2 separate regions of the Homo sapiens genome follow, and region 1 is linked to region 2. A link is an interaction called in ENCODE POLR2A ChIA-PET data of the cell type or tissue named here. Cell type or tissue: HepG2. All regions are shown on one strand. Each heading gives the region's core, and the rest is flanking DNA. Links, peaks and the distances in the headings are about the cores only. Region 1 holds the start of LOC124903657 (a long non-coding RNA gene). Region 2 overlaps SMG1-DT (SMG1 divergent transcript).

Evidence for each region. Peaks named below come from ENCODE experiments on the same cell type or tissue, not always from the same donor. Only the 100,000 strongest peaks of a DNase experiment are listed, where the experiment ranks them.
Region 1: POLR2A ChIA-PET joins it to region 2 with 5 read pairs; 3 of 35 experiments call an interaction of 5 or more read pairs at or near these places.

The regions. Positions count from the first base shown.
Region 1 is chr16:19,120,032-19,136,097 of GRCh38, reverse strand. It overlaps ITPRIPL2 (ITPRIP like 2), which reads right to left. Exons shown (of 1, transcript NM_001034841.4): 1 at 14,469-16,066. It overlaps LOC124903657 (a long non-coding RNA gene), which reads right to left and starts at 9,252. Exons shown (of 2, transcript XR_007065011.1): 1 at 8,813-9,252; 2 at 1-544. RefSeq lists enhancers at 4,937-5,231, 5,154-5,233. In HepG2, for the core only: no CTCF peak of the experiment used is centred there; a DNase peak (open chromatin) is centred at 12,357.
Region 2 is chr16:18,928,873-18,944,938 of GRCh38, reverse strand. SMG1-DT (SMG1 divergent transcript) reads right to left here. Exons shown (of 2, transcript XR_001752094.2): 2 at 7,723-8,083. Among named protein-coding and RNA genes, the nearest start is that of SMG1, 10 kb to the right of the region's middle. In HepG2, for the core only: no CTCF peak of the experiment used is centred there; a DNase peak (open chromatin) is centred at 7,888; H3K4me3 peaks cover 185 bases.

The DNA.
Region 1 (16,066 bases), core at 10,419-14,418, 190 kb before region 2:
AGCAATGTCTGCCTTGTCCTACATGTGGGTGGAATGTCCTGTCACAAACAGATAAGAACTCCCGGGCCTGAGCTGCAGGTGTTCATAGGAGGCCACCTTCAGAGTGAGGACGTGAGTGCAGTATGGATCCACAGGCTGCAGGGGAGGCACCTCTGCCATCATCTTTGTCTGTCTCTTTGCCAGCCTTGAATTATACCACAGGTTGCTCTCCTTTGATTGCCGCCTTGGAAAAATGACGGCACAAAGGAAAAGAAACCCACCCTCCCATATACTGTGGGTTAACCTGAAATCCCCCCAAACTCCACCGTGGGCCCGGCAGCCCCCTCCCTCAGCCCCAGCACAGTGGGAGACTAACGGTGGCAGCAAGCTCAGGCTTGTACCCAGAGCCCTTGCAGGAGGAAGCCAAGGGTGCCTCTTGCCTTTGGGAAGGGAGAAGCTGTGAGTTGATTGAAGTGATCAAAGGCACCTCCATCCTTTACAGATGCAACGAGCTGCTAACACTTTCCAAGAGGGATTAAATAAATGAACATCGGAAACTCTGTCCCTGGGCGGAAAAGAAAAGTCATCCGCAGGCATGAACACACTCTAGAAACTCTTGCTAGCATCTGAGCTGTTCCCCTGCTTTCTCTCCTTCTGATTTTGGATCAACCACCAAAAAAGGCAAATTCCTTTCCATACTGGTAATGATGGTGATAATGATAATAACAGTAACAATGATAGCAGTGGCCCTCACTCCTGAGACTTGTAAATATCACTTTGCATCTAGCAACTCATCTCATCTTCGCAAAAGCCTAACAAGGAGGCCGAGCGTGGTGGTCTATGCCTGTAATCCCAGCACTTTGGGAGGCCCAGGCAGGCAGATCACTTGAGGTCAGGAGTTTGAGACCAGCCTGGCCAACGTGGTGAAACCCCGTCTCTACTAAAAATACAAAAATTAGCCAGGTGTGGTCGTGCGTGCCTGTAATCCCAGCTACTCGGGAGGCTGAGGTAGGAGGATCACTTGAGCCTGGGAGGTGGGGGTTGCAGTGAGCCGAGACTGTGCCACTGCACTCCAGCCTGGGTGACAGAGTGACACTCTGTCTCAAAAAAAGAAAAAAATGCCTAACAAGGAGACTCTAAAATTAGCCCTATTTTGTCAGTGAGGAAATTGAGGCTCAGAGAAAATGAGTCAGGGGTCACAAACTCAAATGCCTACAGGGGCAGGCAGACAAGATAAACCAGCAAGTCAGGTGGATATCACATATAGATTGTGATTCATGAGGACTATGTGAACTGGAGATGGAGCAGACAGCCCCTCCTGAGCCCCTGCCTCGCCACTGCCACATGGGAACATGGGCACAGTGTGACCGATCTTATTTTTCAAGTAAAGACAGAAAATTGGATTTGAATGTGATATTTTCCCAGTTTTATAAGCAGCTGAAATCAGTTAGAATTAGGATTAGGTCCCTCTCCTTATAACAAAATAACAGGGCTAAGTAAGATAAAAGTTTCTTTCACACACCAAAAAGAAGTTGGAGACTGGGCGTGGTGGCTCACATCTGTAATCCCAGCACTTTGGGAGGCCGAGGCAGGTGGATCATTTGAGGTCAGGAGTTCGAGACCAGCTTGGCCAACATGGTGAAACTCTGTCTCCACTAAAAATATAAAAATTAGCTGGGCATGGTGGTGGGCACCTGCAATCCCAGCTACTCAAGAGGCTGAGGCAAGAGAATTGCTTGAACCCAGGAGGCGGAGGTTGCAGTGAGCTGAGATCGCACCACTGTACTCCAGTCCGGGCAACAGAACAAGACTCCATCTCAAAAAAATAAAAATAAATAATAAAAAGTTGGAGTCTGGGCACTGTGGCTCACACCTGTAATCCCAGCCCTTTGGGAGGCCAAAGATGGGAGATCATTTGAGGCTAGTTGTTCAAGACCAGCCTGGGCAACATAGTGAGACACTATCTCTACAAAAAATTTTTAAAAATTAGCTGAGTATGGTGCTGTGTGCCTGTGGTCCCAACCACTTTTGAGGCTGAGGTAGGAGGATTGCTTGAGCCCAGCAGTTTGAGACTGCGGCAAGCTATGATGGTGCTGCATTTTAACTTAATCACCTATTGAAAACCCTTACTTCCAAATATGATTACATTCTAAGGTGCTGGGGCTTAGGACTTCAATATACGAATGGCAGGGAGGGGACACAATTAAGCCCATAACACTGTCCATCTCCCCAATTCACCCAAAACTTCCTTAAGGGTGGGATTTATGTCTGGTCCAAGAAACTAGTGTGTTTTTTTATAGCTGAGCACATGTACCATTCATGGAACACATGACATACATGTTTTAGCTTAGTAGGTATTTAATGTAGTAGAAAAATATGTATAACTAGCACATTAAACCAATAATTTCACAGATAGAGTTTGGAATAAGGCTAGAGAAAAAAAAAACAACAACAAGCAACTATCTTAGTCCATGTGAGCTGCTATAACAAGATACCCTAAACTGGGTGGCTTATAAACACAGAATATTTCTCAGCCAGGCGCAGTGGCTCACACCTGTAATCCCAGCACTTTGGCAGGCCGAGGGGGGTGGATCACCTGAGGTCAGGAGTTCAAGACCAGCCTGGCCAACATGGTGAAACCCCATCTCTACTAAAAATACAAAAATTAGCCAGGCATGATGGCACACGTCTGTAATCCCAGCTACTCAGGAGGCTGAGGCAGGAGAATGGCTTGAACCCGCGAGACAGAGGTCGCAGTGAGCCAAGATCTTGCCATTGCACTCCAACCTGGGCAACAGAGCGAGACTCCATCAAAAAAAAAAAAACAACAACAACAAAACAGAAATGTATTCCTCACAGTTCTAAAGGCCGGGAGGTCCAAGATCAATGTGCCGGTAGATTTGTTGTCTGCGGAGGGCCCACTTCCTGTTTCACAGATGGTGCCTTCTCGCTGTGTCCTCACGTGGCAGAAGGGGTGAGGGAGCTCTCTGATGCCTCTTACAGAAGGCCACTAATCCCTTCATGAGAACTCTTCCCCCATGACCTAATCACCTTTCAAGAGCGCCTTGTATCCTCACATTGGCGATTAGGTTTCAGCACATGCATTTATGAGGGACACATAAGTCCATGGCAGCAGTGTTAAGGAGTAAACAGCCCGGGCGCAGTGACTCACGCATGTAATCCCAGCATTTTAGGAGGCCAAGGCGGGTGGATCACCTGAGGTCAGGAGTTTAAGACCAGCCTGGCCTACGTGACAAAACCCCGTCTCTACTAAAAATACAAAACTTAGCCAGGCGTGGTGGGGGGGCCTGTAATCCCAGCTACTTGGGAGGCTGGGGCAGGAGAATTGCTTGAACCTGGGAGGCGGAGGTTGCAGTGAGCTGAGATCACGCCATTGCACTCCAGCCTGGGCGGCAAAGTGAGACTCCATCTCAAAAAATAAAAAAAGAAGAAAGAGTAAACAAATTGTCTTGCAGGAGGTACCGTGAGGTGGCAAAGATACTCCCCAAGGGCTGGAGTTGGGGAAACCCAGCACTAAGAACCAGCTCTGAAGTCACATGACCCTGAACTTCTTTCCTGGAGCTCCTGCTTGTTGGCTGTATGACCTTAGGCAAGTCACTCAACCTTTCAGAACCTCATTTCCTCAATTGTATACTGAGGATTCTAAATACTCCAGCCTCCAGCCTCCAAACATCACATCAGCCTTGTGAGGAAGAGCACATGGCTCTGGCACAAGATCACTGGGACATCAGTTCTGGCTCTGCTGTTTCCTGGCTGTGTGACCTTGGGGAAATTACTTTACCTCTCTGAGCCTGCTTCATCTTCTGTAAGAAGAGCATTAGGGTACCTAACTCCTAGGATGGTCACAAGGATTCAATGAGTTAATTTCATCTTTTGAGTGGTGTCTGGTAGTAGTGAATGTTCAATCAAAATCATTATTATTAGTCACCCCAAGGATGGCTCTGATACAAGCTGAACTGGTCCCTTCCAGGGGCTTTGATCATGGGCACTACCCAGCTCCAGGCTAAGGCTGATGTCAGATTGCTACATTGGAAGTCCACATCCTGCCATTGTCCCCAACACCCACTGTCTCAAGGCAGGCAGATGAGGTCATGGGAATTGATGTTTTTGTCCTGAAGGGATAGGCAGGGGTGGATGGGCAACCCCTCTCTCCCACTCCTGATTGCTAAGTGGGGAAGCTTTGGCCTGAGTTTCTAGGGGTGTCCAAAGATCTTTACTTCTTTCCTAGACATTTCTGTATACTTGAACTTTTTACAGTGAGCATATATCACTTCTATGATAAACAAACAAACAAACAAGAAAGCCATTTTCATTCTTGCAAAACCAATCCAGGCCTGGCTCACACCCTTCTAGATTCCCAGAGTCACTTTCTGACCTATCTGGGTCACTTGTTCCTTGGCCTGACTCTCTCTAAACACAGAGCCGCTGTGTTCCAATAAAATTTATTTACACGAAGAGGCTGCAGGCAGGATTTGGTCCATGGTCCACAGTTTGCCCTGACCTAGGATACTGTCTGGAACACAGTAAGTGCTATACAAGTGTTAGCTATGAGTGAATGTGTGTGACTCACAAGCATGTATATCTATGCGTGCATGTGTGCACATGTGTATCTATATGGGAATCATGCCTCTGAATGTGTATTGTGTCTGTGTGGGGGATCTGTTTAGTCCTTCTATAAAAACAAAACAACATGCTCGTACCAGCCAACATTTCAACGCAGCTACCCCAAGACTTCCTGCTTCTATTCTGGTGAGAAAGGGAAGCTTCGGGCGCCAACCCCCAGTGGCCTAATGGAAAGGGAAGCTTCGGGAAAAGCCAAGAGAAGAAAGAGCTGGTGTGTCTCTGTCATTTTCATCTGGGTTAAGATTGGAGGGAAGTCATCATTGGTGATTGTGCTACTGTAGGGCCGGCAGCCCACGCCTTCCCATCTGCTGAAAGGATGAAGTCAGTCCTCTGGGGGAAAAGGGGGTGGAGAGGGGACTCTGTAAAAATGAAAAAGGAAGCTTTTTAGGAGCTTTGAAGGAGGGGTTGGGGTAGAGGGAGAATGATTCCCTGCTCTTGTGGTGGGTGGCTTTTCCAGGCAGCTTGTAAACATCTGCTTGCTTGTTTCATTTTGATCTCCTGCTGTGGGACTTCTGAGGGGCTACTTCCTGTATGACTAACTTCCTTGGCTGGCTTTGCAAGGGCCAAGGAAATGCAGTGAGCGTTAATTTTGGAGTCAGCAGATGAGGGTTCAAATCCCTGTTTGCACTTCCTTGTTAAATGCCCTGGGGGCATATGATCTCGTCCCTCTGAGCCTCAGTTTCCACCTCTGTACATTGGGGCTCCTATTATAATAGTATTACCTCCTAGGACTATTGCAATGATCAAAGGAGAACTGTGTGTGTCCAGCATTTGTCACAGAGCTTCACTCTGTAAGTGCTCCCGAAGGTGACACCCTGAAACAGACCCCCATGGGCTAGTGTGCTGAGCTTCAAGATTTCAGAGAAGCCTTCCCTAATTCCCCCATGCTGCACTAGGTCCCTTTGACTCACAGTGTCATAAAAACTGGTTTCTTTCCTTCAAAGCATTTACCTCTGTTAGTTTCGTTTTTTGTTTGTTTGTTTTTTGAGACAGGGTCTCACCACTCTGTCACTCAGGCTGAAGTGCACGATCACGGCTCACTGCAGCCTCGACCTCCCCGGGTCGGGCAATTCTCCCCCCTCAGCCTCCCAAGTAGTTGCAACTACAGGTGTGTGCCACCATGCCCGGCTAATTTTTATGTTCCTTATAGAATGGGGTTTTGCCATGTTGTCCAGGCTGGTCTTGAACTCTTGGGCTCAAGTGATCCACCCACCTTGGCCTCCAAAGAAGTAGGATTACAGGCATGAGCCACTATGCCTGGCCCTCTGTTAGTTATTTAGTGCTCACTGGCGTGCTTATTGGCAAGTGGCTGCCTCTTCCAGCAGACTGTAAACTGCAGGCCAATAAGATGGTGTTTGCTCTGCTAACCACTCTATTATCCCCTGTGCCAGCACAGGGCCTGGCACATAGTTAGCATTCAATCATTATTCAGTAGGGTCCCAATGGGGTCTTCCAAAATGGGGTTATGATAGGCACTCTCTTCAGCATCCTGGTGTTACCCTGGCAAATCCATACGGGTCTGCCACAACCTCAATTCCTGCCTCCTCAAGAGAAAGAATTCAGCTGAGGGGCAGAAGGCAGAAGGAGAGACAGGCGAGTTTCAGAGCAGGAGTGAAAGTTTCTTAAAAAGCTTTAGAGCAGGAATTAAAGGAAGGCGAGTACCCTTGGAGCAGGGCCAAGTGCATGAAACCCTACAAGACAGAGATCGTGGCAATAGTCCTAGGAGGTGATACTTAACCTCTCAAGTGTCCCATTTGACCTTTGACAGAGGGTTTTATATGTTGGCCTACTTCCAGGGTCTCGCATCCCTTCTCCCCTGATCCTTCCCTTGGAGTGGGCTATCCGTATGTGCAGTGGCCTGCTAACATTTGTGGGGGTGGCAGTGGAATGTGCAGTGTGCTTACTGGAGTTATATGAGGTGTTCTTCCCTTACCAGCCTAATGTCTCTACAAGGTCATATACCAGTTAAACTCCGCCATTTTGCCTCTTAAAGCTCATGCTTGAGCCCATTCATCCAACTCCTAAGATCTTATTTGGAAGCTGCGGATCATCAGTTTCATGGTTTTGTTTGTTTGTTTGTCTGTTTTTTGTTTTTGTTTTTTGAGATTTGCTCTTTTTGCCCAGGCTGGAGTGCAGTGGCGCAATCTCAGCTCACTGCAACCTCTGCCTCCTGGGTTCAACCAATTCTCCTGCCTCAGCCTCCCGAGTAACTGGAATTACAGTCACCCACCACCACGCCTGGCTAATTTTTTGTATTTTTAGTAGAGATGGGGTTTCACTACGTTGGCCAGGCTAGTCCCGAACTCTTGACCTCAGGTGACCCACCCGCCTCTTTAACACATGGCTTTTATTGCCTCTGTAGGATCGTGCACACATCACTTTTGCTCCTTGCCCATTGGTGAACCAGTCACTTGGCCCTGCCTAACTGCAGGGGACTGGGAGATAGAGGGTTACTCATGCATATTCAGCATCTGGAAGGGGAGAGCTTAGACTCTGGGTGGTCCCACGAGACTGGTTTAGTGAGAGGAAGCCCAAATACACTTTTAAGCCTTGCAAAGTGGAGATCCATACTAATTAGACTGCTTTTGAAAACCAGGTATTTATCAGAGAAAAAAGAATCATCACAAGTCCATTGCTTAAAATCTGGAGCAGGGTTTCTAGCCTGCAGTTTTCTGCCATGCAAGATCCTGAAGGCTTCTCTTCTTCAAATGCCACAACCATTTGTCTCCAAGGTTGAAATATGTTTTAATGCTTTCATTTTGATAAGGATCGACAGTTGCCCATCAGAGGCATAGCTGCTAATTTGAGGAGACTAATGATTGAATAAACCATGAAGATAAAAATCATTTGAGAGATTTGGTCCTTAAAAGCATTTAGCCTGAGTCTGGCACGCAGTGGGACTCCTAGGGGTCTTTTTTTTCCCTGGCTTCATTAGAAGGTGTCTTGATAGACTTTATTTTTTTTAAGTGCCAGCCACTACACCTAAAGATGAGTTGGGGAGAGAGATTGAGATAATGTAGGCAAAACCATTGAATATTCATGAAAAGAGCCAGCATTTTGTGAAGACAGGCTGTATCTGACATATGTTATCTGCAGGCTACAAGATTAAAAGAAGTGGGGCAGCCAGGCATGGTGGCTCACACCTGTAATCCTAGTACTTTGGGAGGCCGAGATGGAGTATCCCTTGAGGCCAGGAATTTGAGAACATTATGGGCAACCGAGTAAGACCCCCATCTTTAAAAATAAAAATAAAATAAAATAAAAAGCCAGGCGTTGTGGCAGCACCTGGAGTCCCAATTACTCAGGAACCTGAGGCAGGAGGATTGCTTCAGCCCAGGATTTCAGGCTGCAGTGAGCTATGACTGCCCCACTGCACTCCAGCCTGGGCGACAGAGCAAGAAAGAACAGGGCACTCTCCCTCTGAATATTGAGGCGTTTCATTACTGAGAAGTTTCAGGATGACTCTGATGCCTCTTTTTTTGGTTTAACTGTTTCCTTCTCCTTGGGGTTGGGGAAAAGGGGAACTGCCAAATGGATGAAGCCCCATTGCCCACTTAGCAATTATATTTTGCCTTGTGTCTCTCAGCTGAAGAGCTCTCTCCTAGGATTTGGTCCCCCAGCACCACCATCACCACCCTTAACCTTTCTGTCTCAGCCACGTAGCAAACCTCATGCAAACCAGCTGGTGCTTCCACAACATCTAGTGGAGAGATTGCAGGTACTCTACTGAGCACTGCAGGTTCCAGAAGGGCCATCTGACCTAGGTCACTGGTTCACAACCCCAGCTGCACTCTAAAATTGTCCAGGGAGATGTAAACAGCTCCCATGCCTTAGCTGCATCCTCCTAAGTTCTGATCTCTCTGGTCTTAGGTGGGGTCCCAAGCATGAGTATTTTTACAAAGCCCCTTACCCATTGTTATGAAGCCAGGATTGAGAACAACTAGCCTAAGCTTTCTGCCCAGGAACTCAAGCAATGAAAATCAGACTGGGGAGAAAGATGACACACTTTAGAAGTAAGAATGAGATAAGCATGTGGTTGATGCTCTCACTGTATCTCTCTTCTGGGGACGCAACTACAACAAAAAGTCACAACCGCAGACCCATTCACAGTCCTGTGGGAAAGGAAGTTTGGTGGCAGGGAGACATCTGGCAGAGTGCCTAAGAGTGATTCCTTAAGAAATGGACTCACCTTCCTGTGGTTCCAGAAATGCTGGTGCATTCCTAAAAGAACACAGTCGACATTTAGATAACACTTCTCAGTTTCTCCATTTTACTTTTTGACTCTTCCAAGGAACCTATAAGAGGAGAGATTATCTCCTTCATTTTGCAAATGAAGGGATTGATGTCCAGACAGGTTAATTGATTTGCCCAGAAGAATACACCCAGTGACAGGTGGAGCTGAGATGTCAATCCTAACACTTATGGGGCATTTACTAAATCCTAAAACTTAACGCAAGTACGCAAGTATTAACTGAATAATTACAGAATGGTAAATTCTCTAATTACTTCTCACTTCTTTGACAGAGTCTTCAGCTGTGTGTTTGTGGTATTTCTCTGGCAGACTTTTTTTTTTCTTCGAGATGGAGTCTCACTCTGTCACACAGGCTAGAGTGCAATGGTGCTTATCTCGGTTCACTGCAACCTCTGCCTCCTGGGTTCAAGCAATTCTCCCATCTCAGCCTCCTGAGTAGCTGGGACTACAGGTGCACGCTACCATGCCTGGCTAATTTTTGTATTTTTAGTAGAGATGGGGTTTTGCCAGGTTGGTCAGGCTGGTCTCAAAGTCCTGACCTCAGGTGATCCACCTGCCTCAGCCTCCCAAAGTGCTGGGATTACAGGTGTGAGCTGCCATGCCTGGCCTCTGACAGACTCTTATTTACCCACTATACTCATTCTTTCTTCATCTACTGCTCAGGGCTGCTGTATGCCATGTGCCAGGCTCTCTTTCCCAGCTTCCCTTGCAGCTAAGAATGGTCATGTGACATTATTCTGGCCAATGAGATGTCAGAGGAAGTCTACTGAGTCCCTAATCCAGCAGTCCCCAACTTTTTGGCACCAGGAACCAGTTTCATGGAAGACAATTTTTTCATGGGCTGGGTGTGGGGGGAGGATGGTGTTTGGATGATTCAAGTACATGACATTTATTGTGCACTTTATTTTTCTTTTTATTATTGTAATACATAATGAAATAATTATACAACTTGTCATAATGTAGAATCAGTGGGAGCCCTGAGCTTGTTTTCTTGCAAGCAAAATCCTGTCTTGACCAAAAAAAAATACAAATTGAAAAAGTTAGCAATGCATGGTGGTGCATGCCTGTAGTCCTAGCTACTTGGGAAGCTAAGGTGGGAGGATCTTTTGAGCCCATGAGTTTGAATCTGCAGTGAGCTATAATGGTGACACTGTACTCCAGCCTGGGCAACAGGGCAAGACCCCATCTCTAAACAAGCAAACAAACAAACAGAAAAATGAACTGCTTCTATTTACTGCAGTGGCAGCCTTTTTATGCCAGATTTTCCTAGGCATCCATATCAGTTAGTTGTTGCTGAACAATAAACCACCTCTAACTCAGTGGCTTAAAACACGAAGTATCTGTCTATTATTGCTCAGAGTCTATGGGCCAGCCGGGTGGTTCTGCTGATCTGGGCCAGGACCTGCTGATCTTGGCTAGTTCACTTGAGTGTTTCCATCAGTCAGTGGTCAGGTCTATTCGGGCACTGGGGAGGAGGTGAGGAGGCTGGTCTAGGATGTCCTCATTCCCATATCTCCCAGTCGGCTGGCTGGCGGCTCTGGGGACAGGGTTGAAGGAGCCATGTGATCGCTCATCCCCCAGCAGGTGAGCCGTTCACATGGTAGCAGTGGCCTTCTAAGAGAACAATAAGAAATAGACAAGACCTCTTGAGGCCTAGGCCAGGAACTAGCACCATGTCCCTCTGCCACATTCGATTGATCAAAGAAACTTACAGCTGGGCGCGGTGGTTCACGCCTGTAATCCCAGCACTTTTTGAGGCCAAGGTGGACGGATCACCTGAGGTCAGGAGTCGGAGACCAGCCTGGCCAACATGGCAAAACCCTGTCTCTACTAAAAATACAAAAATTAGCCAGGCGTTATGGTAGGCGCCTGTAATCCCAGCTACTCAGGAGGCTGAGGCAGGAGAATCGCTTGAACCTGGAAGAGGTTGCAGTGAGCCGAGATAGTGCCACTACACTCCAGACTGGGCGACAGAGCGAGACTCCATCTCCAATAAATAAATAAATAAATAAATAAATAAATAAACAAACTCACAAAGCCCTTCCAGATGTAAGGGGTAGGCAAAAGGGCAACCCTTCTTGATGGAAAAGATTGCAAAATCACTTTGCAAAGGGCATAGGTGTAAGAAAACTGGAGATCAGAGACTATTGTTGTAACCAGTCTACCATAGTATCCCGAATAAAACCTTTTCATAGTGGAAAATGCCCTGGACATCAAGGAAGGAGATGAACAAAAACTGGGTAGCAGAGAGATGATCGGGGGTGGACGACAGGGAAACAGACCCTGCAGAGGAGAAAGAATGAGCTTGAGCAAAGTGAGCAGAGGAAGAGGTTAGAGACACAGATTATGTGAAAATGCCACTCTAGTTTTAATTATTTGTAGAGATGGGGGTCTCGCTATGTGGTGCAGGCTGGCCTCGAACTCCTGCGTTCAAGTGATCCTCCCACCTCAGCGTCCCGAAGTGCTGGGATTATTAGAATGGCATTTTCAGGCCATTCTAATAATTGCTTCTACACTGACGCGTACTGGGCGCTTAATCTGTGCCAAGCACTTTGCATGCAAAAATCTCACTTAATCCTCAATCACTCCTATGGGCAAGGTTCCATTATTAATCCCATTTTACAGATGAGGGAATCAAGATACAAAGAGGATTAGGTAACTTGTAGAGACACGTAGATAAGAAGTGCAGAACACAAGATTTGAAGACAAGTCTTTTTTGCTTTTGTTGTTGAGATAGAGTCTCACTTTGTTGCCCAGGCTGGAGTGCGGTGGTGTGATCCCAGCTCACTGTAACCTCTGCCTCCTGGGTTCAAGTGATCCTCCTGCTTCAGCCTCCCGAGTAGCTGGGACTATAGGCATGTATCACCACACCTGTTTTTTTTTTCTTTTCTTTTCTTTTCTTTTTGTATTTTTGGTAGAAACGGAGTTTCACCGTATTGCCCAGGCTGGTCTCGAACTCCTGACCTCAAGTGATCTGCCTGCTTTGGCCTCCCAAAGTGCTAGGATTACAGGCATGAGCCACCACGCCCTGCCGACAAGTCTTTGCATTAATGCACGCCACTGTCTGTCTCTAACTTGTCTCTCTGTCCCTACCTCTGGCCCCCTGCCCAGGCCTGGACCACTGCAGCATCCAATTCCTTATAGTCTTGCTCCAGAGCTTGGCTAACTTTTTCTACAAAGGGCCATAAAGTAAATATCTTCAGCTTTGTGAGCCATTTGGCCTCTGTCACAGTTATTCAGCTCTGCCCAGGTAGCACGAAAGCAGCCATAAACAGTATGTTAATGGACGTGGCTGTGTACCAATGACACTATTTACAAAAATAAATACTCAGGTGGTAGTTTGCCAACCCCTGTATAATCCACTCTCCACACTAGCCAGAGTGAGCCAAATTCAAATGTGACCTTGCCACTCCTTGTCTAAAGTGATTCAACAGTGCCCTCTGATCAGTTCAAACTCTCTGTGTGGTCTGCAGCTGCGTGTGTGCGTGTGTGTGTGTGTGTGTGGACTCTGTACCAGTGGCATCACCATTCCCTGGCAGCTTGTTAAAGAGGCCAAATCTCAGGACCTGCCAGTCATGGTGGCTTACGTCTGTATTCCTAGTGCTTTGGGAGGCCAAGGCAGGAGGATGGCTTGAGGCCAGGAGTGTGAGACCAGCCTGGGCAAGAGAACAAGACTCCATCTCTACAAAAAATTTTTTAAGTTAGCTGTGCATTCCTGTAGTCCCAGCTAGTCAGGAGGCTGAGGCAGGAGGATCTCTTGAGCCTGGGAGGTTGAGGTTGCAGTGAGCTATGATCCTGCCATTCCACTCCAGCCTAGGCAACAGAACAAGGCCCTGTCTCAGAAAAATAGATAAATAAAAAAGAAGGCAAGACCTGTTGAATCAGAACTTGGGTTTTTTTGGGGGGTTTTTTTTGGTTTGTTTGTTTTGTTTGTTTTTGCTTTTTTGAGACAGAGTGCCACTCTGTTGCCCAGGCTGGAGTGCAGTGGTACAATCTTAGCTCAGTGCAACCTCCGCCTCCCGAGCTCAAGCAATTCTCGGGCCTCAGCATCCAAAGTAGCTGGGACTATAGGCATGCGCACCACCCCTGGCTAATTTTTGTATTTTTAGTAGAGATGGGGTTTTGTCATGTTGGCCAGGCTGGTCTCAAACTCCTGACTTCAAGTGATCCCCCCGCTGAGGCCTCCAAAAGTGCTGGGATTACAGATGTGAGCTACTGCGCCCAGCTAGAACTTGCGTTCTAACAAGGCTCCCAGGTGATCTGCACACTCCAGCCTGAGAAGCTCTGGCTTCAAACTCCCTCCCACCTCATCCTTTCCATTGAATCCTCCTCCCCTCCTCTCCACCTGCCCCTACTTTCCAGCCAAACTGGAATGTTCTTTCATCTCTGCGTTCAATATATTCTTCTCCAGCCCAACTCCCTTCACCTGGCTAATTCCCACCTATCTTTGGATCTCAACTTAGATGTCACTTCTTCCAAGGAGCTTTCCTGAAAACCCTAAAGTGCACGAGGTACCCTTGTTTGGTTTTGAAAAACTTTCTCCTACCCAGCACCTACCACGCTGTACGGTAATGGGTTCTTTCATTGCCTGTCTGCCTGTCTCTGTGAGCTCATAAGAGAGAAGACATGTCTGTCTTGGCCACTTCTGTGTGTGTGTCCTCAATGCCGTCGGACAGTATTATTTGTTGAAAACCAAGCGAAACACACCCCACCAACATTCCCCTGGGCAAGTGCCCTACACAACTACTGTTTCTTTTCTTTTTTTTTTTTTTTTTTTTTTGAGATGGAGTCTCACTCTGTCGCCAGGCTGGAGTGCAGTGGTGCAATCTCGGCTCACTGCAACCTCTGCCTCCCGGGTTCAAGTGATTCTTCTGCCTCAGCCTCCCAAGTAGCTGGGACTACAGGCACATGCCACCACGTTCAGCTAATTTTTGTATTTTTAGTAGAGACGGGGGTTTCACCATGTTGGTCAGGATGGTCTCGATCTCTTGACCTCGTGATCTGCCCGCCTCAGCCTCCCAAAGTGCTGGGATTACAGGTGTGAGCCACCGTGCCTGACCACAACTACTGTTTCATCATGGCTGCAGGTTTCCCTGGGCTTCTACCTGGCTCTGGGGCTCTGAACAACCCTTAGTCTCCAAGATTCTATCTCCTGCTAAGCCTGGTGGTTTTTCGTATTAGCAAATGTTTACCATTTCGCAAGGGCCTGAGGGCCTAAGAGATTTCTGGACAAAATTCTTGAGCCACAGGCCAAGACGTAAATTGTGTTTGGGTATGTGTGGGGGAGCAGGGGTGGGAGAGTCAGGCAGAGAGGAGAGGTGGGGGCAGAAGGTTCTAGGCCAGGAAGACTTGAAGATTCAGGATTCCAGGGAGCACACCTGTAGCATTGTGAACTAGCATTTTTTTCCCACCTGTATACAGAGCTAATTCTACACAAGAATGATCCCCAGCCTTAATGCATGGGAAAAGTTTCCCATACACCCAGATGCTCAAAGCAGTTGAGGCTTGTGCAAGGAACTACAAGCCAGCACAGGCACAGGCTGCCCTCCGGGAAGACGAAAGCCCTCCCCAGATCTGACATTCAGTCCAGAGGTTTCTACAAGTTCCTTTATTAATAAAGCAAAATAGAAAAGAACAAGGTCCCCAAATGACCCACATGATTCAAAGTGCAAATTTACTCCAACCTGCAAGAGAAAACGAATGGCAGGTCTTGACTGTGGGGGCCATGGAAATTTGGGGTGATTAAATTGCCTTTGAATCATACAATTGTAGCAGCTGAACCATATCTGATTAACTCTTTGGTCTCTGTTATTGGAACAAAACCGACGCTATGCCTGCAGCCGCCAGACTGCAACCAAAAACACAGTTTGGGGTCAGAAGACATTAAAAATCACAATAAAATAGGATGAATGTTCTAAGTCACGCAACTGAATCAAGGCACCTTTTTTTTTCAAAAGCAAAAAGTTGTTTAACAATATTCCAGAATAGTAGATACTTCAAAAACCAGATTACAGTATATATCATTTTGCTGCACATTTTAGTCTATTTTCTGTATACATAGTCACACATTCTTTACCCTCTCCCAACTTATACATGCTTTATCCCCCCAGTCATGTGCTATGTAGGTATAAAAAAATAAAGTTGTATCTAAACAAGTGATTTAAAAAAAAAAAAACTAACGAATGCCACGATGATAACACTGAACTTGTTTCCCTCTTGAAGGACATTGGAAATGTTACCGAGGTTCATTTTCCCCACCACTGAATCATCTTCCTCCATGTAGACAGGGATGAGAAGTCAAAGTCTTCATCAAGGTCAAAAGCCACATGTTACAGAAAAAGTGACTTACTCCATAGAGGTTACATGAGATGCTCTGGAAGCACTTAGGTTAATTCCTTCACAGTGTTTGCTAGGATGTCAATTTTGGTGGAGCTGCTGAGTCAGAAAATGATAGAGGCCGGCCGCGGTGGCTCACTCACACCTGTAATCCCTGCACTTTGGGAGGCCGAGGCAGGTAGATCACCTGAGGTCAGGAGTTCGAGACCAGCCTGGCCAACATGATGAAACCCCATCTCTACTAAAAAAAAAAAAAAAAAATATATATATATATATATATATATTAGCCAGGCGTGGTGGCAGGTGCCTGTAATCCCAGCTACTCGGGAGGCTAAGGCCCAAGAATCACTTGAACCTGGGAGGAGGAGATTGCAGTGAGCCAAGATCATCCCACCGCACCCCAGCCTGTAAAACAAGAGCAAAACTCTGTCTCGAAAAAAAAAAAAAAAGAAAAGAAAATGATAGAAACATTCAGGGGTGAAGTCTGATCAGAACGACGCTTTTAGGCCAGGTGTGGTGGCTCGCGCCTATAATCCCAACACTTTGGGAGGCCGAGGTGGGAGGATGGCTTGAGTCCAGTAGTTCAAGACCAGCCTGGGCAACATAGGGAGACCCTGACTCTACAAATAATTTAAAAATTCGCTGGGTGTAGTGGCACATACCTGTGGTCCCAGCTAGTTGGGAGGCCGAGGCAGGAGGATCGCTTGAGCCCAGGAGGTCAAGGCTGCAATGAGCTGCAATCTTGCCACTGCACTCCAGCCTGGGCAACAGACTGAGACCCTGTCTCAAAAAACAAAAACAAAAACCTGTGTTCTTGGTAGTTGAAATGGTATGAGCCTAAGAAGCTTGCACCCC
Region 2 (16,066 bases), core at 7,687-11,686:
CCTCAGCCTCCTGAGTAGCTGAGACTACAGGCATACGCCACTATGCCTGGCTATTTTTACATTTTTTTGGAAGGATGGAGTCTCACTTTGTTGCCTGTTATTTTTGTGTGTGTGTGTGTGTAGTCATATCTGTGTCTCTCATTTATTCCTTCACTAAATATTTGAGTACCCATTATAAGCTGGAAACTGTTGTTGACAGAAAAAAAAATGAGAAGGGGTTTGTACCTTTGAGTTAGCAAATGAGACAGCTAAGTCACATGCCACAATAAATAATAAGGCTTAGTGAACAACTACATTTGCTGAAAAGTCTAAGATAAGGCGGGTCCAGGTCTTTAGCAATACACACAATCATTCTGAAGCTTGGCATTTTAATCTGTAAAATGGGAATAATAATACCTCCCCATCAAGCATGTGTGAAGATTAGAGCTCTGCCTGTGAAGTGCTGAGATGTATACTACCTGGCATGGGGTACATGCTTGTTTCAGTCCATGGATGCTGCTGTAAAAAAATAGTGGCCAAGTGCGGTGGCTCACACCCGTAATCCCAACACTTTGGGAGGCGGGCAGATCACCTGAGGTCAGGAGTTTGAGACCAGCCTGGCCAACATAGTGAAACCCTATCTCTACTAAAAATACAAAAATTAGCCAGGTGTGGTGGTGCACACCTGTAGTCCCAGCTACTCAGGAGGCTGAGGCAGGAGAATCTCTTGAACATGGGAGGCAAAGATTGCAGTAAGCTGAGATTGTGCCATTGTACTCCAGCCTGGGCGACAGAGTGAGACTCCATCTCAAAAAAAAAAAACAAACAAAAAAAAACGGATAAACTGGCGGCATATAACAACAGGAATTTATTTCTCATAGTTCTAGAGAATAAGTCCAAAATCAAGGCACCAGTAGATTCGGTATCTGGGGAGGGCTCACTTCCTAGTTCACAGATAACACGACACCTTCTTGTTGTGTCCTTACATAGTGGAAGGCACAAGGCAGCTTCTTGGTGCCTCTTTTATAAGGACACTAGTCTTGTTCATGAGGGCTCTGCCTTCGTGACCTAATCACCTCCTGTATTAGTCCATTTTCACACTGCTGATAAAGATATACCTTAGACTGGGTAATTTATGAAGAAAAAGAGGTTTAATGGACTCACAGTTCCACCTGGCTGGGGAGGTCTCACAACCATGGCGGAAGGCCAAAAGCTTGTCTTATATGGCGGCAGACAAGAGAGAATGAGAGCCAAGCAAAAGGGGCAACCCGTTATAAAATCGTCAAATCTCGAGACTTACTCACTATCGCAAGAGCAGTATGGGGGAAACCACCCCCATGATTCAATTATCTCCCACCAGGGGTCTCTCCTACAACACGTGGGAACTATGGGAGCTACAATTCAAGATGAGATTTGGGTGGGGACACAGCCAAACCATATCACCTCCCAAACACCTAGCTTCCTAAAACCATCATCTTGAGTGTCAGGATTTTAACACAGAAACTTGTGGGAAGCAGGGCATGGTGGCTCTTGTTTGTAATCCCAGCACTTTGGGAGGCCAAGGCGGGCAGATCACTTGAGGTCAGTAGTTCGAGACCAGCCTGGCCAACGTGGTGAAACCCCATCTCTACTAAAAATACAAAAATTAGCTGCGCATGGTGGTGTGTGCCTGTAGTCCCAGCTACTCGGGAGGCTAAGCAGGAGAATTGCTTGAACCCAGGAGGTGGAGGCTGCAGTGAGCCAAGACTGCGCCACTGCACTCCAGCCTGAGCGACAGGACAAGACTCTGTCTCAAAAAAAATAAATAAATAAAAGAAGGCCAGGTGTGGTGGCTCACGCCTGTAATCCCAACACTTTGGGAGGCCGAGGCGGGAGGATCACGAGGACGGGAGACTGAGACCATCCCGGCTAACACGGTGAAACCCCGTCTCTACTAAAAATACAAAAAAATTAGCCGGGCTTGGCAGCGGACACCTGTAGTCCCAGCTACTTGGGAGGCTGAGGCAGGAGAATGGCATGAACCTGAGAGGTGGAGCTCACAGTGAGCCGAGATCGCATCACTGCACTCCAGCCTGGGCGACAGAGCGAGCCTCTGTCTCAAAAAAAAAAAAAAAAGGAAGGAAGGAAGGAAGGAAGGAAGGGAGAAAGAAAGAAAGAGAGAGGGAGAAAGAAAGAAAGAGGGACACAGAGAGAAAGAAAGAAAGAAAGAAAGAAAGAAAGAAAGAAAGAAAGAAAGAAAGAAAGAAAGAAAGAAGAAAAAGGAAAGAGAAAGAAAGAAAGAAAGAAAGAAAGAAAGAAAGAAAGAAAGAAAGAAAGAAAGAAAGAAAGAAAGAAATCTGTGGGGAACACTTTCAGACCATAGCAATGCTCAATCGATGCTATAATATTTAGTGTTTCTGCCTTTGCTCTGTTGCCCAGGCTGGAGTGCAGTGGCACAATCACAGCTTACTGCAGCCTTGAACTCTTGGGCTCAAATGATTCTTTTGCCTCAGTCTCCCAAGTAGCTGGGACTATAGGTGAGTGCCACCATGCTCAATTAATTTATTGTTTTTATTGTTTTGCAGACATAGGGTCTCACTATGTTGCCCAGGGTGGTATTGAACTCCTGGCTTTAAGTGATCCTCTTGCTTCACCCTCCCAAAGTGTGGGGATTACAGGCATGAGCCACCACACCCAGCCCTGGTGTTACTATGTTTATTATTACATTATAAACTCCTTGGAGTTAAGGGTGGGGTCTTATTAAAACCAAACGTGGCAATTCCTAACTTGTAGGCAGCAGGTTGTGTTCCAAAAGTGTATACCTCAGAGCTTTTTTCCCACAGAGACAGCATCAACTGCTTATTTCCCAAGGCAAATCTGGAAACACTTATTTAAACTATAAGGTGACTTAAATATTGCACAACTGCAATTAAAAAAAAACTCAGAAAACAGCACTGATATAATGGAAATACAGCAGGAGAAGCAGCTCTTGCAGGTTCTTTTTTACAAGAGATGATAAAAGGCTTCTTGCTTGTGAATGGCCCTTGAGACTCTAAGGCAGGATTAATTAGAAGACCAAGAACAAGAGTTCACACTTCAAGATTCTGAAGGAGGCTTCTAGGGATGTTTAAGGGCCTTTAAGAGGGATGAGTCTAGGTTTTTAAATTTGTTTAATTGCACTTAAAAATGTATAACTTTCCTTTTCCTTGAGCCAATTTTCTGTAACATTGTTTCCACACATATCCTTAAAGTATCATCTTCAGGCCAATGATTCTCAAATTTGCCTATTTAGGCCACATGTTTATAGACCCTACTCCTGGCTTGACATGTGCACTTGGCAATCTCATGCACATCTCAGATTTAACATGGTCAAAACAGAACTCTTGACTCCAATTTGCCTCTGTCCAGGCCTTTCTTATCTCAGTAAATGGCACCAACACACTGGTTACTCACATCAAAACTTGGGAAATAGCTTTCTTTTCTTTTCTTTTCTTTTTTTTTTTTTTTTGAGATGGAGTCTAGCTCTGTTGCCCGGGCTGGGGTGCAGTGGCACAATCTCGACTCACTGCAACCTCCGCCTCCCGAGCTCAAGCGATTCTCCTGCCTCAGCCTCCCAAGTAGCTGGGATTACTGGTGCCTGCCACCACACCCAGCTAATTTTTGAATTTTTTTTTTTTTTTTGAGACGGAGTCTTGCTCTGTCACCCAGGCTGGAGTGCAGTGGCGCGATCTCGGCTCACTGCAAGCTCTGCCTCCCGGGTTTACGTCATTCTCCTGCCTCAGCCTCCCAAGTAGCTGGGACTACAGGCGCCCACCACCATGCCCGGCTATATTTGTTTTTTTTTTAGAGATGGGGTTTCACCATGTTAGCCAGAATGGTCTCGATCTCCTGACCTTGTGATCTGCCCGCCTCGGCCTCCCAAAGTGATAGGATTACAGGTGTGAGCACCCGCGCCCGGCCAATTTTTGTATTTTTTTAGTAGAGATGGGGTTTCGCCATGTTGGCCAGGCTGGTCTCGAATTCCTGACCTCAGGGGAGGTCTTCTTTAGAAGCAGCTGGGAGCGGTGGCTCATGCCTGTAATCCCATTCCTTTGGGAGGCCAAGGTGAGTGGATCACCTGAGGTCAGGAGTTTGAGACCAGCCTGGCCAACGTGAGGAAATCCCGTATCTACTAAAAATACAAAAATTAGCTGGGCATGGTGGTGGGTGCCTGTAATCCTAGCTAATGGGGAGGCTGAGGGAGGAGAACTGCTTGAACCTGGGAGGCAGAGCTTGCAGTGAGCTGAGATTGTGCCATTGCACTCCAGCCTGGGTCACAAGAGCAAAACTCCATCTCACAAATTAAATAAATAAATAAATAAAAATAAACTCTTTAGAAGAAAGAACATATAAACAAGAGTGGTAGTTTTAGACTAACAGAAACCAATATGGTAGCCACTAAGCACTTATAGCTACTGAGCACTTAAAATGTGGCTACTTTGTATTGAAATATGCTGTAAGTAAAATACACACTGGCTTTCAAGGCTTATCAAAAACAGAATGCAAAATATCTCATTAATAATTGTATATTGATTACATGAAGTGATAATATTTTGGATAAAATATATTGTTAAAATGAATTTCACCTGTTTTTAATTTCCTCAAATATGACTACTAGAAAGTTTAGAATTACATATGTGGCTCAAATTATATATTTTTTTCTTTTTCTTTTTTTTTGAGAGAGAGTCTCCCTCTGCTGTCCAGGCTGGAGTGCAGTGGCGCAATCACAGCCCACTGCAGCCTTGACTCCCTGGGCTCAAGTGATCCTCCCACCTCAGCCTCCCAAGTAGCTGGGACTACAGATGTTCATCACCACACCCAGCTAATTCTTTTGAGGGGGAGGGGCGGGGAGTTATGGAGGTCTTGCTGTGTTGCTCAGGCTAGTCTGAAACTCCTGGGCTCAAGCTATCCTCCCACCTTGGGCTCCCAAAGTGCTGGGATTACAGGCATGCACCACCACACCCAGTCCCATTTTCATACCTCGAGGGGCTATGTTCTAAGAAACATAATTTGGGAAATACTGTTTCAAAGATTAGTGTTAATGATTTATTTTATAATTTATTTATTTTTCTTAGACCACAGAATGAGATTATTTTTGAAAATGGTGGGGAGGGTAGTATTGATCCTAGGAATCAAGTAGTATTTCCTCTCTTTTCAAATTTATATCTTCAAACTCAGGTATTTATTGCCATCAGTTATCTGATGGTAGCAGGTGATAGATGAATCATCCTTATGGTCATTTAAAGTTGCAGGAGGGCCGGGCACGGTGACTCACGCCTGTAATCCCAGCACTTCGGGAGGCTGAGGCAGGCGGATCACGAGGTCAGGAGATTAAGACCAACCTGGCTAACACGGTGAAACCCCGTCTCTACTGAAAACTACAAAAAATTAGCCTGGCGTGGTGGCGGGCACCTGTAGTCCCGACTACTTGGGAGGCTGAGGCAGGATAATGGCATGAACCCGGGAGGCGGAGCTTGCAGTGAGCCAAGATCGCGCCATTGCACTCCAGCCTGGGCGACAGAACGAGACTCTGTCTCAAAAAAGTAAATAAATAAATAAATAATAATAATAAACTTGCAGGTCATTTAAAGTGCGGGGTGCAGCATGTAATAAATGCTCAATATATTTTTTAAAAGATCATGAGGCCCCACGCTATCTCTGCATCCTGAACTTTCTGGTGCTACCTCCGGGAAGATTTTACATCTTAAGACATGAGGGCACAACTGGAGTCAGAAATGCCTGGGTTTGGCCCTGGGCGGTGGCTCAGTCTTGTAATTCCAGCACTTTGGGAGGCCAAGGCGAGGGGATCACCCGAGGTCGGGAGTTGGAGACCAGCCTGACCAACATGGAGAAACCCCGTGTCTACTAAAAACACAAAACTAGCTGGATGTGGTGGCACATGCCTGTAATCCCAACTACTCCGGAGGCTGAGGCAGGAGAATTGCTTGAGGCAGGAGGTGGAGGTTGCGGTGAGCTGAGATCGCGCCATTGCACTACAGCCTGGGCAACAAGAGCAAAACTCCATCTCAAAAAACAACAACAAAAAAAATTAGCTGGGCGTGGTGGCGGGTGCTGTAATCCCAGCTACTCAGGAGGCTGAAGCAGGAGAATCACTTGAACCCAGAGGGCAGAGGTTGCAGCGAGACGAGATCGCACCATTGCACTCCAGCCTGGCCGATGGAGTGAGACCCTGTCTCAATAAAATAAAATGAAGTTGGAAAACCACTAAGCCACGGTCTAACTCAAACCCTTGAGTTTGCAGATGAGCAAATGAAGGTTTTGGGAGATTAAGTGCCCTGTCCAATGTCAGTGAGCACATCAATGTTTTACAAATTGGAAAGCGGGGAATAAAAAAGGTACTTAAAACAGGAAGTGGCCCAGAAACTATCACCTACATAATCTCCTGTCCCTTAAGCTTCCCTCCTCCATCATTTGTTTACCTGTAAGAGAAAATTACATTTTCTAAGTGCGCCATGAATATAGATATACTCCTTTCATCCAAACAGAAACAGAGAAGAGATTTACTACAGCATCAAGCAGCACCTCAGAACTCTTTCAGCCTTCCTGGCGAAAATGGACAAAGTTGCCCGGGCGCCGTGGCTCACGCCTGTAATCCCAGCACTTTGGGAGGGTGAGGCGAGTGGACCACCTGAAGTCAGTAGTTTGAGACCAGCCTGGCCAACATGGCAAAACCCTGTCTCTACTAAAAATAACAAAAATTAGCTGGGCGTGGTGGCGGGTGCCTGTAATCCCAGCTACTCGGGAGGCTGAGGCAGGAGAATCGCTTGAACCCAGGGGGGTGGAGGTTGCAGTGAGCCGAGATTGCGCCCGCCACTTCACTCCAGTCTGGGCAAAAGACTGAAACTCTGCCTCAAAAACAACAACAATAACAACAACAACAACAACAACAACAAAAACAGAAACGAAAAGAAATATTTTCGTTTGAACCCAGGAGGTGGAGGTTTCAGTGAGCTGAGATGGTGCCACTGCACTCCTTGGCGACAGAGTGAAACCCTGTCTCAAAACAAAACAAAAACAAAACAAACAAAAAACTTCCGCCCCTTTTTTTAAGTAAAAAGAGTTGGTTTTGTTTGTTTGTATTTTTGGGTTTTTTTTTGTTGTTGTTGTTGAGTTGTAGGAGCTCTTTATATATTCTAGATATTAACCCTTTATCAAATATATGATTTGCAAATATTTTCTCCCATTCCATGCTTTGTCTTTTCACCCTGTTGATGGTGTCCTTTGAGGCAAAAAGTTTAACATTTTGATGTAGTCTAATTTACCTGATTCTTCTTTTATTGCTTGTACTTTGGACTTTGGATATTGTGCTAAACTGAGTTCTTTTGATCAGTGTCTTTATAGTCAGAGAACTTGTCATATAGTCTAAAAGTTAAGCCAACAGAAGGATTCTTCATATTGTAGTCTACTGACCTCTTTTATAGAATCAAAGTGTTTTTTTCTGGAAAACACTGTGAGCTCTTTCTCATGTGTGTTATTAATACTTTTATCAAGTGGGCTTTCTACAAAAACAAAATGGTAATAAGATTCTTTTTTTTTTTTTTTTTTCAAAGAGCTTTCTGAAGTTTGCTAACTTATGAATGCAACCTTCCCTTCTTGCACCGGTCCTGAGCCGTGATTGTGCCACTGCACCCTAGCCTGGGTGACAGAGGGAGACCTTGTCTCTAAAAAAGAAAGAAAGAAAGATGATGAAAGTGTAGCAAAGGGTTATTTACAGAGGGTTTTAGTAAACTAACAAAGAATGCTGCAGTATCCTAGGGCTAGCAACATCAGGGAGCCTGCATTACCTTTAGGCTCAAAGATCAAGGGAGAGAGACAGTGGTTGCTGGAACTTAGAGAAGGCAGCTGGATGGAGACAGTCATATGACAGGAACTGTGGCCTTCAGTAGAGAGATGCAGCAACCTCCAGGTGACCTCAGGGAGGAAGCTTTAGGAATAAGCACCCAGACATCAATGTCTTCCTGTTCTCCCACGTGGCGGTGTTTCCTATGGTAGAACTCAGCCAGAAGACACAGGACAAGGGATTCAGCTGGCACGCTCCATGCAGGTCACTCTCTGGGTTGCAGAGCTGAATGGAGAAAGATGGAGAATAGATTTGCAGGGACCAATGGAGAATAGCAGGTGCACACACATTGTCCGGTCTGGCTTCTCAGCAGCCAAGAACCACCAGTTGGTCGATGTTTGAAGAATTACTATGGGCCGGGTGTGGTGGCACACATGGGTGCTTTGGGAGGCCAAGGCAGGAGGATCACTTGAGGTCAGGAGTTTGAGACTAACCTAGCCAATATAGCAAAACCCCATCTCTATAAAAAACACAAAAATTGGCCAGGTGCGGTGGCTCACGCCTGTAATCCCAGCAATTTGGGAGGCTGAGGTGGGCAGATCACGTGAGATGAGTTTCAGACCAGCCTGGCCAATATGGTGAAACCCCATCTCTATTGAAAATACAAAAATTAGCCAGGCATGGTGGTGTGCACCTGTAATCCCAGCTACTCTGGAGGCTGAGGCAGGAGAATTATTTGAACCCGGGAGGCGGAGGTTGCAGTGAGCCGAGATCATGCCACTGCACTCCAGCCTGGGCAACAGAGGGAGACTCTGTTTAAAAAACAAACAAATAAATAAATAAAAGTTAATCTCATCCAAAAATACCCTCACAGACTGGGTGTGGTGGCTCATGCCTTGTAATCCCAACACTTTGTGAATCTGAAGGAGTAGACTCGCTTGAGCCCAGGAGTTTGAGACCAGCCTGGGCAACATAGTGAGACCTTGTCTCTACAAAAAATTAAAAAATTAGCTGGGCATGGTGGCACACACCTGTGGTCCTAGCTACACCTGAGGCTGAGGGAGGAAGCTCACTGGAGCCTGAGAGGTCAAGGCTGCAGTGAGCCATGATTGCACCACTGCACTCCAGCCTGGCTGACAAAGCAAGACCCCGTCTCAAAAAGTAATGAAAAAAAAAATATCCTCACAGACACACCCAGAATACTGTTCAACCAAATATCTGGGCACCCTGTGCCCCAGTCAATTTGACACATTAAAATTAACTGTCACAATATCCTTCCAGCCTTTTCCTATATCTATATAACATTACATAACATATATATAGATAGCTATAAGTCTATTTCTTTTCTTTATTATTATTATTTTTAAGATAGGGTCTTACTCTATCACTCATGCTGGAGTGTAGTGGTGCAATTTTGGCTCACTGCAACCTCCACCTCCTAGGCTCAAGCAATTCTCTCACCTCAGCATCCTGAGTAGCTGGGACTACAGGTGTGTACCACCATGCATGGCTAAATTTTTTTTTTTTTTTTTTTTTTTTTTTGTAGAGACAGGGTTTCTCCATGTTGCCCAGGTTGGTCTTGAAATTCTGGACTCAAGTGATCACTCACCTTGGCCTCCCAGAGTCCTGGGATTACAGGCATGTGTTACCAGGCCCAGCTGGTGTATTTCTCTTCTTTTTCTTCTTCTTCTTTTTTTTTTTTTTTTTTTGTGTGTGTGAGATGGAGTCTTGCTCTGTCATCCAGGCTGGACTGCAGTGGCATGATCTCAGCTCATAATAACCTCCACCTTCCGGGTTCAGGCGATTCTCCCACCTCAGCCTTCCAAGTAGCTGGGATTACAGGCACCTGCCATCATGCCTGGCTAATTTTTGCATTTTTGTAGAGACGGGGTTTCACCATGTTGGTCAGGCTGGTCTCCAGCTCCTCTGTGGGAGGTGGGGGGATTGCTTAAGGCATGGAGCTCAAGATCAGTCTGGGCAACATAGAAAGACCCCATCTCTGGGCGGGCAGGGTGGCTCACGCCTGTAATCCCAGCACTTTGGGAGGCCGAGGCGGGCAGATCACGAGGTCAGAAGATGGAGACCAGCCTGGCCAACATGGTGAAACCCTTTCTCTTCTAAAAATACAAAAAATTAGCCGGGCATGGTGGCAAGTGCCTGTAATCTCAGCTACTCAGGAGGCTGTGGCAGAAGAATCGCTTGAACCCGGGAGGTGGAGGTTGTAGTGAGCTGAAATCGTGCCACTGCACTCCAGCCTGGGCGACAGAGTGAGACTCTGTCTCAAAAAAAAAATTAATAAATAAAATAAAAAGGCTGGACATGGTGGCTCACACCTGTAATCCCAGCACTTTGGGAGACCGAGGTGACTGGATCACCTGAGGTCAGGAGTTCGAGACTAGCCTGGCCAACATGGAGAAACCCTGTCTCTACTAAAATACAAAGTAGCCAGTGTGGTGGCACATGCCTGTAATCCCAGCTACTTGGAAGGCTGAGGCAGGAGAATTGCTTGAATCTTGGATGCAGAGGTTGCAGTGAGCCATGATCACGCCATTTCACTCCATTCCTGGGTAACAAGAGTGAAACTCCGTCAAAAAAAAAAAAAATCCAACTAGCCCAGTGTATGTTGTGGAATACACCTGTAGTCCCAGCTACTTGGGAGGCTAAGGTGAGAAAATCACTTGTGCCCAAGAGGTTGAGCTGCAGTGAGCTGTGTTTGCAGCACTGCAACTCAATCTGGGTAATAGAGCAAGACCCTGTCTCAAAAAAAATAAAAATAAAATAAAAAAGTAAAGAAAAGAAAGAAAGAAAAAGAGAGAGACTGGGCACAGTGGCTCATGCCTGTAATCCCAGCACTTTGGGAGGCTGAGGTGGGTGGATCACCTGAGGTCAGGAGTGCGAGACCAACCTGACCAACATAGTGAAACCCCATCTCTACTAAAAATGCAAAATTAGCCGGGTATGGCGGCAGGCACCTGTAACCCCAGCTACTCGGGAGGCTGAGGCAGGAGAATTGCTTGAACCCGGGAAGTGGAGGTTGCAATGAGCCGAGATCGTGCCACTGCACTCCAGTCTGGGTGACGGACTAGACTCCATCAAAAAAAGAAGAAAGAGAAAAAGAGAAAAGAAAGAAAGAAAGAAAAGAAAGAAAGGAAAGAAAAGAAATAAAAATAAAATTCTTAGTAAGTGGCTGTTATTAGTTTGACACAAAGGTAAAAAAGATGGTATCTGCTTTTAAATTGAGTAGTACAGGGCCAGGCTTTTATTAGTCCCCTTCCATCCCTGATGTTTGCTGGGAGTAAACACTTCCCCAATACTTGTTGATAATTTGGAGATTAGACTATTATTTTTCTACAATCCTATTATTTTCATATCCCTGTTTCCTTTACCTGAGGTGATGTAATACTCAGCCATCTGCTCCCCTTCATCTAAAAACTACCTTAAGTCCTGCTTTATCTGAGAAGCCTCTTCCAGGGACCAGCAGGGAGGGTCCTCTGAGACGTGGTATGCCTGGGGGATGGTGAAAACACTATGCCAAGCAGTGTGACCTTCAAATTATACAGCACAAAACACTTTATGGAATAAGCCTCCATTTGCTTCCCTGGTATGGGATGAAGAAATCATTTCAGCTAAGACATAGATAGCAGTGTCCCAAAGAAGCTAAATGATCCTATTTCAACTAGAAGTTCTGAAGTGAAATATTTATCCTTCCCTTATTTGGTAGTCTCTTTAACTCTTTAGAGTTAAACTTGCTGGGCGCAGTGGATCACGCCTGTAGTCCCAGCTACTCGGGAGGCTGAGGCAGGAGAATCGCTTGAACCCAGGAGGCAGAGGTTGCAGTGAGCCAAGACTGTATTTTTAGTAGAGATTGGGTTTCACCATATTGGCCAGGCTGGTCTTGAACTCCTGACCTCAGGTGAGCCACCCACCTCAGCCTCCCAAAGTGCTGGGATTACAGGCATGAGCCACTGCGTCCAGCATGTTAAATGATAACTGTATAAACAATAGAGGGCAGTAACTTGCTGTTGGGAGATTTTATTTACATAAGTTTGCATTTTATTTACATATATTCCTAATAATGGATTAATCAGGGAAAGCAAAGGAGTTAGCTCCATTAAAATCACCATGCCAGTCCTTGGGCAGCTCAGGACCAAACATAAGGGAATTTCACTTTCTTGTTTTCTCCAATTTAAAAGTTACAAATAGCTTAAGATGAGCATCACCGGCTTCCTATTTTATTGTTGAAAGAATGCACGAGCCACTGGGCAGCACTTCTTGTGCCCTGATTCATAGAATTTTGGCCCCTGCCTCAAGCTGAGACTGCCCAAGTGGAGATTTCAAATGTGTCATGAGGTTTCTCAGCCAAATTCCTCCTGCACCAGCTTGAAAAATCGCTATAAAAATAGCCCTTACTGAGGGAGCCTGACCTGTGACAAAGATTTCCTAGCTGGGAGCAGGAACAAGAAGGCTGCTGTTTTTCTTTTTGAAAAATCTGCTTTAATGTCTTTATGATGTGGATTTGCTTTTAAGATTGCATTTTAAAAATCACCCATGTAAGTTGAGTCTCCTGGTTGAGAATAAAGTTCCTCAATTCTTGGTGCCTAATAGGGGTTAATCCTGGGCCAGACATAGGGTCAAAAGAAAACAAAAGAGAGAATTCTCTTTTGTTTACTTAGAGAATAAATGTCAGTACAGTGTCTCTCTAGGAAGTTTGGAAGATTTCTAGGAAAATCCTGGTGATGAAAGACCCTGGGGTTGGTTTGTGTTCGAATCCTTACTGGAAGATCTTTTAGGAGTTAAGACAGGATCACGTTACTCACAGTTTTTGAGGTTCTGAGTGTATCAAAAATTTAAGAAATAACAAAGAGCATTCACAATTTGTACTATATTTTGTTTCCTTTTTATGTTTTGAACACTTTTAACACAAGGGGAAACAAACTATGAAGCGATGTAATTACATGTTCACCAGGTAATAATATAATTTATTAGGAAGTATGAATGCCATGCACAGCCTCTACAGGTGTGTGAGCTGGTAATGGACATAGTTTGTTAACTTCAGACTTCCTTCCTGTTCGAGTGTCTCTGGGACTCTGGGTCTAACTTCACTAGGCGATCACGTCAAAGGTCTAAATCTGACGCCTTTGACGAATGTGGAGTTGGGGCCAAATGTCCCTTCTGTCTCTGCCTGTGACATTCCCTTCCTGGCCCTGCCTGCTACCAGCTGGGTGACCTTGTGCAGGGAGCTAGCTTCTCTTGGTATCACAGCCCCAAAGTGTAAAATGCCACATTGAAACCTACCTTAGCTTGGTTTGGGGGAATTCCTTGAAGTAACAACTCATATTGATCATTTGACTGAGTGGTTTTGCATTAGTAAATGCTCAATAAAGGCCGAGTGCCGTGGCTCATGCCTGTAATCCCAGCACTTTGGGAGGCTGAGGTGGGCAGATGACCTGAGGTCAGGAGTTCGAGACCAGCCTGGCCAACATGGCGAAATCCTGTCTTTACTAAAAACACAAAAATTAGCTGGGCATGGTGGCACATGCCTGTAGTCCCAGCTGCTCGGGAGGCTGAGGCAGGAGAATTGCTTGAACCTGGGAGGCGGAGGTTGCAGTGAGCCGAGATGTTGCTACTACACTCCAGCTTGGGCGACAGAGCAAGACTCCATCTCAAAATAAAATAAAATAAAATAAAATAAAAAATAAATGCTCAATAAACATTAGGTAGAGTTGGTCACTATTTTTAGAGCTAAGACTTGATGTCTTGGCTAAAGTTTACTCAGTTGGTCTGTCTGAGTCACTGCCACACTCTAAGAGTATTCATTCTCTGTTCATTCATTCAACACCTATTTATTGAATGCTTACTTTTAGCTTTGTAAATTTTTGTTTTAGGCCGGGCACAGTGGCTTACACCTGTAATCCCAGCACTTTGGGAGGCGGAGGCGGGCGGATCACCTGAGGTCGGGAGTTTGAGACCAACCTGCCCAGCATGGTGAAACCCTGTCTCTACTAAAAATACAAAAATTAGCTGGGCATGGTGGCAGACGCCTGTAATACCAGCTACTCGGGAAGCTGAGGCAGGAGAATCGCTTGAACCCGGGAGGTGGAGGTTGCAGTGAGCCGAGATCGAGACATTGCCCTCCAGCCTGGGCAACAAGAGCAAAACTCTGTCTCAAAAAAAAAAAAAAAAAAAACAAAACTTCACAAATGTAATTTGTAATGGCTGCAGAAAATTTCAGCTCTGAATGTACTGCATCCTAATCAGTTTCCTATTGTTGAGCATTAGTATAATTTCCAGGTGTTTTGTTTTTGTTTTGCTATTAATAAGTAAAACTGAGATGAATACTTCTGTATCAATCTTGATCCTTATTTTAGATAATTTCCATTTCATTCCTCCCATTTCTTGAGTGCTTCCTATGGTCAGGTGCTGTGCTGTGTGCTGAGTATGGAGGAGGTAGGCTGAGATAGATGTGACCTTTGCTCTTGCAAAGCTGATATCCTAAGGGTTGGACCGATGCTAAATATGCAAAGAAACCCAATACTTGCAGATGGTGCTGGGTACTACCAAGGAAAGAAATAGGGTATGTGACAGAGTACCTGGAAAGGGCACTGGCCAGCTTTTATGGGCAAGGGACGTCAAAGAAACCTGTCTGGAGATGAGACAGGCCAGGAAAATCAGGGCAGGGGCCAGAGTAGGGCAAATGTGGTGCCTAGAGCCTCATTTTTTTTTTTAGATGGATTCTCGCCCTGTTGCCCAGGCTGGAGTGCAATGGCAGGATCTCAGCCTACTGCAACCTCTGCCTCCCAGGTTCAAGCAATTCTCCTGCCCCAGCCTCCTGAGTAGCTGGGATTACGGCAGAGCCTCAAATTTAAGGAGGGACTTACTCACAGGATTGTGCAAATGCAAAGTTGGCTTTTGCATGACCCTGGGAGTAGGTGCCTCCTTAAATTTTGCACCCTCAGCAACTCCATCACCTGTCACGTTGCTAGTCCCAACCCTGATGGGAACAAATGCAGGGAAGGCATTCCAGATGGCGGGAACAGCAAGTACAAAAATCCAGAGGCCAGAAAGGCTTGGTGTGTTTCAGGAACAGAAACTCGGCTCCCATGACTGAAATGGAGTAGGGAAATCCTAATGGAACCAGAGAGGCAGAACCACCAACAGGAAGAAGAAAAAAATGTTGGAAGTTATGAGAGTTGCTCACGTTTGATTCATTTGATTAATTTTATTGAAATGGAGTCTCACTCTGTTGCCCAGGCTGGAGTGTAGTGGCACGATCTAGGCTCACTGCAACCTCCACCTCCTAGGCTTAAGTGATTCTCTCATCTCAGCCTCCCAAAGTGCTGGGATTACAGGCGTGAGCCACCATGCCCCACCTGAAGCAATTTCTCTGTTGTCTTTTTTTTTTTAACTTCTCTCATAGAAATAATTAACCCTCAAAAACACTCAGTGTTGACAAAGGGTGGTGTGAGGACACAGAAAGTATCAGACTATCATTGGCAGAAACTTCTGGAAAGCAACTTAACAGTCTGTATCCAAAGACTTAAAATCATTAACAGCCTTTTCCCCAATAACTCCACTTCTCGGAATCTATCCTAAGGAAATCTGCCACAGCCAGAGTGATTTTTTCCGTCCCCTTAAGAAATGGTCTCATCCTGTTGCCCAGGCTGGAGTGCAGCGGCACCATTATGGCTCACCACAGCCTGAAACTCGTGGGCTCAAGCGATTCTCCCACCTCAGCCTCCCAAGTAATTGGGATCACAGGCATGCCTCCATATCCATATGCCTAGATGGATAATATTTTGACCAATAAAGAAAAAGAGGGCCAGGCGCGGTGGCTCACGCCTGTAATCCCATCACTTTGGGAGGCCGAGGCGGGCGGATCACGAGGTCAGGAGATTGAGACCATCCTGCCTAACACGGTGAAACCCCGTCTCCACTAAAAATATAAAAAACAAAATTAGCCGGGCTTGGTGGCGGGCGCCTGTAATCCCAGCTACTCGGGAGGCTGAGGCGGGAGAATGGCTTGAACCCGGGAGGCAGAGCTTGCAGTGAGCCGAGACTGTGCCACTGCACTCTAGCCTGGGCAACAGAATGAGACTCCATCTCAAAAAATAATAAAAATAAAATAAAAAAATTAAAAAGAAAAAGAAAGGTAGTACCAGAGATTGTGTCCAGTTGCTCAAGCAATTTCTAACTTGTCTAATGTAAAAAAATTTTAAATTTTTACACAAAATTAGCCGGGCATGGTGGCATGTGCCTGTAATCTTAGCT